Linked DNA regions of Mus musculus: regions 2 and 3 are each linked to region 1. Evidence: chromatin contacts called from ENCODE POLR2A ChIA-PET data. All regions are on one chromosome and are shown on one strand. The core of a region is the stretch at or near the end of the contact, and the rest is flanking DNA. Distances in the headings are between cores, read along the strand shown.

Region 1 (2,901 bases), core at 175-2,674:
CCTCTAACTAGCTTTTCTCTCTTCCCCTCCCACTAGAGCCCCCCCCCCCCCATCTTTCTCCTCCGAACAGGGTCCCTTGGAGCATCTTTCCTTGGCCTTAACTGGCTTGCTCCAGCTCTTGCCTTCAGTCTCTCACCCCTCAGTCTTTTCTCATTTCTGTCTCCTTGGTGTTTCTCATCGCTCTCTCCTCCAAATACCTTCTCTGATTTTCTCCCTCAAGTGCTCTCTCTCTCTCTCCTTTTTTCTATTACTCTCTCCCCCATTTTCTCTCTTCATCTCTGTCTGCCACATCTTGCTCCCCCCTCCTCCCGATCCCTCTGCCTTGCTCTTCCATTCCAGCCCAGGCCCGACTCCCCCAACCGGGGAGAGTTGAGGGACGGGGGCTCAGGCCGCAGCCCCCCCCCCTTCCTGCAGTGGGGAAAATGGCTTGGCCGGGAAGGGGAGAAGGAGGGGGAGGGGGAGATGGGAACACACGGGGTCTGTGGGCCCATTCAAAGGATCATTCATGGACTGGAGAGAGGCAGAGACAAAGAGACCAAGACGCAGAGACACGGCGAGAGCATCCTTAGGCGGAGACACGCAGACAGAGCAGGCTGAGGGAAACCAGGCGCAGGGAGGAATATGGGAAGAGGAAGACCCCAATGGACCGCCGCGCAGCCCCCTCCACCCAGCATGGCTTAGCTCCTACCTGGATCAGCCCTGGGGCCGTGGTGCCTCCATCCAGGGCTCCGAGCGGGGGGCGGACGGGTTTCAGAAGGGGGGCGGCGGCCTCTGAGCCCCCGCGGCCCCGCAGGCCCAGCCCCCGCCTGCAGCGCCTCACCCGGCGGGGGAGGGGGATCGCCCCAGCCCCGGGGGGCGGGGCCGGAATCCAGTCGATCCCCAGGAAAAGGAAAGCTAGGGTATAGGGTCAGAGAGAGCTCAAGAACAGGGAACCCCGCAGTGGGAAAGGCTGAGCCAGGAGGGAGCAATGGGACAGGACTAGATTGGAGATCCACTGGTTCTCTGGGATGGCTTCGAGGGACCAGGAGGCGGTTCAGGCGACAGATCCTAAGGGATCGGGTGCTGGAGGAGGAGTCCACGGCAATCCCTAGGGGCCCGGAGCCCCGGAGCGCAGAATCCGCGGTGCAGGGGCAGGGATCCAGCCGGAATCCTCGGGGAGGGGGAGGGATCTAGTCGATCCCGAGGGCGGGCGGGAGGGAGATCCGGGGAGTCAGAAGAGGGCGGGGGCCGAGTCCCGAGCCTCGAGGCAGAGGTCGGTGCGGCTCCTAGGAAGGAAGGCAAGGGCTAGGGGAGGCTTTGGGAAATGCTCAGTAGCCAGGAGGCCCGGACTCCTGGCTCTGCGCGCCAGGGCCCGCCCGCCCCGCGTCCATCCCAGCTCGAGAGTGATGATCCGCCGGCGGAGCAGCCGCAGCAGCCCCGCGCGTCACCGCGCGGCCGCCTCCCCCGCCCCCTGCCGAGAGAGCGGCGCACACCCCTCGCTTGCACCCGCCTGCCCACCCGCCCTCTGGAGTGTGGGGGGGGATTGAAGACAGTGAAAGGGGTGGGAGTGGACAGACGGACGGATGGACGTAGCGAACTAGAGCAGGGTGAAGACATCTCTCCCCCCGCCCCCCCGGATCTCCCACCCTCTGGGCTCTCCGGGTCTAGCAAGGGGGAGAACAGCTGAACTATAGAGGGCAGGGCATCACACGAAGAAGGCGGGGCCTCTAGGCACAGAGGCGGAGCCATCGTGGGATGGGAGGGGTTTGATGGCAATAGGTGGAGCTTAGAAATCCGTGGGGCCGCCCCTTTTGAGGAGTGGGTCTGGTTTGAAGCAGAACAGGAGGAGCCTGTAGAAAAAGGGGTGGAACTTTGTGGGGGACCGATATCTTTGCAAATTAGCTGGAGGTGTGGGGTTGGGGTGTCGAAGAGGCGATCAACTTGGAAAGTGGGCCAATCCGTGACGCAAATCCTCTAGTCCCACCCTCAACCCCGCCTCCCACTGCTCCGCTCCTCCGCTCCTAATTGGTTCTAGTTTCTCCGCCCGCCAGACATCTTCTCCATTCAACAGAAGTTTTACAAAGGCGTCTGTAAGGGAACCGGGGCTCTGAAATGAACATAGCCCTGATTGGGCATTTTTGGACCTTATTTGCATGGGCAATCGGGATTGGCTGGCTTGTTGGGTGGTCAGGGCGGTGTTGGTTCCGCGCGTGACCACCCACAGCTATGGCCGGGGTAGGGGCTGCTTTCCGCCGCCTAGGTGCCTTGTCCGGAGCTGGGGCCTTGGGTTTGGCCTCCTACGGGGCACACGGTCAGGGGACGTGGGATGCAGCTGGGCTGGGGGCAATCTTTGGGATCTGGTGCGGGGAGGGACCTATAGGAAGTGTCTTGTCTTTTATGGAATAGAGATCCCTTGGAACCCCGAACCTTCAAGTTTGTCTTTAGGTCCAAAAGCGTCTCAGTACTACATCTGTTTCCACCAGTCAGAAGCTTCCAGGGATGCAGTGTCTACTTAGGTGCCCCTGGGGTTTGAGAGGGTCTAAGCCAATACAGTTCTGATTGGTTTTGCATCTCTCTACAGGCGCTCAGTTTCCGGATGCCTACGGGAAGGAGGTGAAGTAACAGTTCTGGGACTCCTGGACTTGGCGCGATGTTTGGGTGTCCTTAAACTGGGAGGGGGTGGGGAGATGAATGGGAAGGCAGTCAAGTGTAGGTCTCTACTGCAAGGACTGCAGGCCTGTGGCTTGAAGACCTGGGGGAGCAGCAAACTGAGCCGTCAGAGGTGACAGTGTTAATGGACTTCGGTCCTATGTTGCTTAGAAAATCTCTCTCTTCTCTTTTTCTTACAGCTCTTTGACAAGGCCAACAAACACCACTTTTTGCACAGCCTGGCCCTGTTAGGGGTACCCTCTTGCAGAAAAC
Region 2 (2,901 bases), core at 217-2,716, 200 kb before region 1:
GGAGGAATCTCCCTTTCTTGGTCACAGAGCTCTGGTTCATCCCACTGTGGATTTGATAATCTCCCAGAGACACGTGGTCCTTCAAACTCCTGTACCATTGGGCCGCTATCAAGTTCTTCAAGTTTCTGATGGTGTCATCTGTGTTGCATTTAACCCTGACTTCCTTTCCAAGAAGGTTGTTGTTAGCAGCCTCAATCATTGTGGTGGCAGCTTAAATCTTGACGACACAACCTGTAGTTTGAACACTGATCCTATTTTATTTTGTTAAGTATTTATTTAATGTATATGAGTACACTATTGCTGTTTTCAAATACACCAGAATAGGGTACCAGTTCCCATTATAGATGATTGTGAGCCACCATGGGGTTGCTGGGAATTTAACTCAATACCTCTGGAAGAGTAGTCAGTGCTCTTAACCACTGAGCCATCTCTCCACCTCACACCCCTTATTTTTACAAAAAAAAAAAAAAAATCTGTTATACGTGTGGGTGACCACGAGTGATGTTATATGTATGATGTTCAGGAGACAACTTGCAGGAGGATATCTCCTTCCATTTTGTGGTCTAGGAATACAATTCCCGTTAAGCTTCGTATTCGAGCCATCTCTCTCTCTCTCTTTTGTTACTCCATGACAGTTTTTCCTGTATTGAATCCCCTCAGAATTTATGCATCAAGTTATGTGGCATTTTGTTTTTCATACGGCACTAAATTTACTAGAATACTAGTCAACTTAGGGCAAGCATGGTAATGACATGGCTGTAATTTTTGCACTTGGGAGGTGGAGGTTGGAGGACCTATTCAAGGTCATTCCCCCACTACCTAGTTAGTTCATGGTCAGCCTAGGACACAAGAGACCCTGTCTCACAAAACTTAAAAAAAAAAAAAAAAAAAAAAAAAAAAAAAGTCTACTTAAGCCAACAACAGTGACTCTTGATTCTCCTATGGATGCAGAGAGTCAACACATGCGCATGGACACCAAAGCCCAGCGCCTGCGCACTGGGCAGTTTTTGCCTTTTGGTTCCCCCCCCCCCCCCCTTTTTGGAGTGTGCGCACCAAGAAAGACAAAGGTGGTGAAAGTGACCAAGCAGTCATTCGGGCGCATGCCCATCCCTAAATTGCCCAGGCTCCATGGGGCTCACTTTGTGGAGGCGGAAGTCCAATCCGATGCAGCGAGCGCGGCCCCCCTCTCCCTTTGATTGGTTTGCTTCCAGTGTTGTGGGGCGGGGAAAGGAAGGGACAGGGACAGTGGAAGGTTGGAGTGGTACAGAGAGCGTTCGCCTCGTTCTGCGCAAGCGCAGAGAGGCGACCAGGAGGGGGCGTGAGAGAGTGCAAGAGAATGTGGAAGCCCTGACGCGCTGGCGAGCGGGAGCTGGGTCGCTAGCCTAGACGCCTGCGCCTTGGCCCTCCGGCTCCGCGCGCGGCGGGCGGGTGCCCTGTGCGCCTGCGCAGTAGGCGGCGGCAGCAGGGGGAGGTGGAGGCCGTGGAGCGGCAGCGGCGGGTCCCGGGACCGAGGCAGCAGCGGGGGCGCCGGCGGGCGGAAGCTGAGGTGACGAAGGCGGCGGCGGCGGCGGCGGCCGTTTCCCTCACGGTGGCGGAGACCAAGGCAGCGGCGGCGGCGGCGGACGGGGAGCGGCCCGGCCCCGGCCCCCTGCTCGTCGGCTGTAGCAGGGCCGCCGTGGGGCCGGCCCGGCTCCCGCCCCCCGCGGCTCCCCCTCCGGCTCCTCCTCCAGGGAGACGCCGGGGACCCGGCCCGGCCCGCACTCAGGGCTCTGTTTCAGCTGCTGCCGGGCCAGTCGGAGGTGGTGGCGGCGCCATGGGCGGCCTGGCCTCTGGGGGGGATGTGGAGCCGGGACTGCCCGTCGAGGTGCGGGGCTCCAACGGGGCCTTCTACAAGGTGAGACGGCGCGTCGACCCGGGCCACCCTCCTTAGCCCCCTCCCCCAGCCGAGGCAGGGAAGAGTGGAGCGGGATCGAGTTTCTGGAGCTTGGTCTTGACCCTTAGAACCTTCGACCCACGTTCCCACTCGAAACCCTCCCGTGGCGATCGTGGGAGTTAACCCTCGTGCTTTTATTTTGAGCTCGCTGTTACACCTGCTTTTATCAGCTGAAAACATGGCCATCAGGTCATTCCTGTGCGGGGATGGGAGCCCCGGGTCCCTTTGGAGAAAGCCCTTTTCCTAGCTTCTAATCGACTTTTCTTGTTTTTTTTTTTTTTTTTTTTTTTTTTTTTTTTTTTTTTTTTTAGTGTAGGCGATACTTCAGCTTTTAATCACATCACCCCTGCAGCCCAAGCACATGGAGGATTCGCATTCTTTTCCTACATGACCCCCTTGGGAAGGTCCACTGTCCCACATTAGGTCTTCAGGGAGCCTTCTGCCTACTGGCTCTAGACCATTTGCTCAACTTTTGGTCTTAAATTCCTGTTCCCAGGCTGACAAGAAATGGTCAAAACCCATCTGTGTTATTTAGCATTAGCATCTTTGGCCTCAGGTTTTTATCAGCCAGCCATAAAGTGGATTTGTTGGACAAGTTTGTCACCCACCACACCTATATTCCAAAATCACCTATGAGGGATGGATTCACGCTTATCTCTTTGACTCTAGATATATTTAGGTCATTCCTCTATCTTCTTGGTAAGTTTAAGCTTCACTGTCTCTCAAAGGCCATCTCAACAAGTTCTTATTCTAACAGATTTCTGCTTGTTGACAATCCTTCTGGAAAGAAAAAAAGTATCTTTCAGAATTGCTTCTTTAATCAGCTTTTTCTTTGCCTAAGATTTGATTCCTGTGAACTTTTTTAAGGGGTGTGGTTGGGACAAGATCCCCTCCCTGGCTGCACTTGAACTCTTCCTCAGCCTAGGATTACAGCTCTGGCGTTACTGGTTGAGCCACCATGCCAGACC
Region 3 (2,901 bases), core at 290-2,789, 180 kb before region 1:
TGTCCCCACTCTTCCAGGACATTTATCCTTGTTCTTCCACTATCTCTATCATTTACTTCTTTTTTTTAAAGATTTATTTATTTATTTACTTTATGTGTGTGAGTACATTGTAGCTATCTATCTTCAGACACACCAGAAGAGGGCATTGGATCCCATTACAGATGGTTGTAGGCCACCATGTGGTTGCTGGGAATTAAACTCAGAACCTCTGGGAGAGCAGTCAGTGCTCTTAACCACTGAGCCATCTCTCCAGCCCCTATCATTTACTTCTTATCTTGGTTTTTCCAGACAAGGCTGCTCTGTGTAGCCAGCCCTGGTTGTATTGGAACTCATCCAGTTGCCTAGGCTGTCCTTGAACTCCCGCCTCTGGGTCCCTCCCAAGGGCTGGGATTAAAGGTGTGGGCCACAGTTCCTGGCAATTTCTCTAATTTTTTTTAAAAAACATTTTTCTTTCAAACCCTGTGTCCAGGGCTGATTTTCAATAGATTGCAGCGAGTGAGCTGAGCTGCTGCCTACAAAACCCTGATCCTGGCAATCTCTCTACCACTGAATCTTTGACCTGGTGGGCATTTGGCCCAGGAAGGCGTCTTGACTATTGTAAGCCAAAAGTCACTTAGAATAGAGAGATGGAGAAGGCTTATCAAAGGCCTTTGTAAAGAAAAAGGAAAGGAAAAGTGCTATACTCCCAACACTCTAGTGACTGAGGCAGGAGGACTGTTGCCAGTTCAAGGGCAGTCTGTGCCACATAGTAAATTCCAGAAGCTGGTGCTGGAGAGAGGGGATAAAAAAAAAAATTTGTGAGCCTCTGTCAGTTGAGTGCTTGGGGCGAAAGGAGGCCTACATGCCTGGCTGGGGTTTTAATTTTGTTTTATAAAATACGAGTTTTCCGCCGAGGATTGGTGGCACACACCTTTAATCCCAGCATTTGGGAGACAGAGTCAGGTGGATTTCTGAGTTCGAGGCCAGCCTGGTCTACAGAGCGAGTTCCAGGTCAGCCAGAGCTATACCCTGTCGGGGGGGGGGGGGGGGGTACGACAAAAAAGCTCCGAGTTTTCCAGCCTGGGGCTAGAGCCTGGTTAGCAGAGTAGCACATGCCGCCCTGAGTTCGACTCCCAGCCCAGAAAGGGATGAGGGTTGGGTACAGACTTCCGAGATTGTAAAACACAAATTTAACTTTTTTTCGGGAGACACCCCTTCATGCCCAAATATGGCACTTTTCCTATGCAGGGCCCCAAACACTTCCGCCCTCGTCAGAACCGCCTTCTGCCCAGCTTCGCGGTGACATTAATCGCCACTGTCACGCCAACTTACGGTTCAAGGCTGCTCCAGCTAGACCTTGAAGGCTGAAATAAAACTCACCATGAAGCAAGTCCCATTGCACGAAGAGCTGGTCGTAACATTTCTCAGGTAAAAGAATTGGCACCAGCAGCCCTTTGAACGGCCCGTCGGCCTCCCCCGCCATGTTGGAAAGCTAAGCTTCCGCCAGGCGGGACAACCCCCGCCATTTATCCGCGCCGCGCATGCGCGCCGCGCACACCCCGCCCTGCTGTCCCCGAGGCCAGGGCTGCTCTTCCCTCTCCGTGATGCTCGCCCGCCTCCTCTAGGGGACACAGGTCTCCTTCCCAGGCAGGCTTTTGTGCGCGCCTTGACGTTCGAATTTTAAAGCGTGTCCGCGTTTGGCGCCTGCGCTGTTAGGACTTCCTCACTTTTGTTTACGCTCTTGTTCTGAAAGCAAGGTCCATGCTGCCCCCTCGCCCTGTCCCCCCTGCATGTACGCCATCTTGTCTAATCTCGGCCAACTTGATAGTGTTTGAAGTTGAAAGGGAAAAGAGTTCGAGTCTTCAAAATGGCGCTAGCAGAAGCACTGCAGCTCTCTTTATCTTTCCTCTTGGTTTCTCCAGAGGGAATAGAGCCGCAAAAGAGCCATTCCGAGCTGGGCCTTCTTTCTGGTCCCCTGCTTCGTCCTCTGTCCAGATGTTAAGAGGATGACGGTGGGGCTGGTGAGATGGCTCAGCGGTTAAGAGCGCCGATTGCTCTTCCAAAGGTACTGAGTTCAAATCCCAGCAACCACATGGTGGCTCACAGCCATCCGTAAGGGGCGAGCTCCGCTGCAGGAGAGCAACCCCTGACACAACAGGGGACCTCAGTCTGCTGTGTCTAGGTGGGAACCCAGAGGGTGCGAGCAAAATTCCAGTATTTGTCTGGGAAAGGGCCCCTAGGGTTAGGCGAAGAGAGCCATCTACATTCCACCACACTGCCAGGACACCTACTCTTGGTTCAGGCTGTAGGGCATTCCTAAACTGTTTCTCAGTTCCTTGTTTTTGGGGGTGAGGGGAATGTAGTTGCTGGTCAGGGCATAATGTCACATGTACCTCTGCTGTGTGGGGGCTCTGGTCCAAGAATTTCTGTAACCTCATGGGACTGTTAAATTGGAAAGGCACCCATCCTTGGCTCCCATCCGTTGAACCATGTCCTACTATAAACAGTAGAATTTATACTTTGGTACAGTGGGTGGCTGTCTGAAAAATCCCTTTTTATATCTGGACAAGGGCAGATTGCAATTGCCACCGCTCCCTCTCCTTCTGGTACTCGGGGATGTGTTTGCGAGGCCTGAAGTTGTTCCTCGTAGCACAGCCTCATAGAAGTCGGCTGCACCAGTGGGCTCCTCAGTGAACTAGCCCCGGCCACAGTGCACATGGAATCTCATTGTTCAGTCACCACTTTTGAAATAAATTAATACAGCCACCTACTCATATTTTAGTTGTGTTGTACCTAGCTGCGCCCCGAGGGTCAGCAACAGGGTGTCAGGTCGGAATGATTCATTCTGTAAGGGACTAGGCAGCCATTGGCCCCAGAGGGAGGAGGGAATTTTGGCAGCTTCACCAGCAGTCACAGGACATT

The links. ChIA-PET counts read pairs that join two places held with the same protein, here RNA polymerase II (POLR2A).
Region 2: POLR2A ChIA-PET joins it to region 1 with 12 read pairs in embryonic stem cell. The contact joins the promoter of Fxr2 here to the promoter of Nlgn2 in region 1. POLR2A ChIA-PET finds 5 or more read pairs at or near these places in 3 of 5 experiments (Patski and embryonic stem cell).
Region 3: POLR2A ChIA-PET joins it to region 1 with 11 read pairs in Patski. The contact joins the promoter of Mpdu1 here to the promoter of Nlgn2 in region 1. POLR2A ChIA-PET finds 5 or more read pairs at or near these places in 3 of 5 experiments (Patski and embryonic stem cell).

What each region holds. Positions count from the first base shown.
Region 1 is chr11:69,836,360-69,839,260 of GRCm38, forward strand. Nlgn2 (neuroligin 2) reads right to left here and starts at 1,425. Exons shown (of 8, transcript NM_001364137.1): 1 at 689-1,425. Tmem256 (transmembrane protein 256) reads left to right here and starts at 2,166. Exons shown (of 4, transcript NM_026982.1): 1 at 2,166-2,290; 2 at 2,561-2,592; 3 at 2,829-2,901. The coding sequence starts at 2,206.
Region 2 is chr11:69,631,505-69,634,405 of GRCm38, forward strand. Fxr2 (fragile X mental retardation, autosomal homolog 2) reads left to right here and starts at 1,467. Exons shown (of 17, transcript NM_011814.2): 1 at 1,467-1,894. The coding sequence starts at 1,814.
Region 3 is chr11:69,661,110-69,664,010 of GRCm38, forward strand. Mpdu1 (mannose-P-dolichol utilization defect 1) reads right to left here and starts at 1,540. Exons shown (of 7, transcript NM_011900.4): 1 at 1,360-1,540. The coding sequence starts at 1,462. It overlaps Mir1934 (microRNA 1934), which reads left to right and starts at 1,934; the gene lies at 1,934-2,016.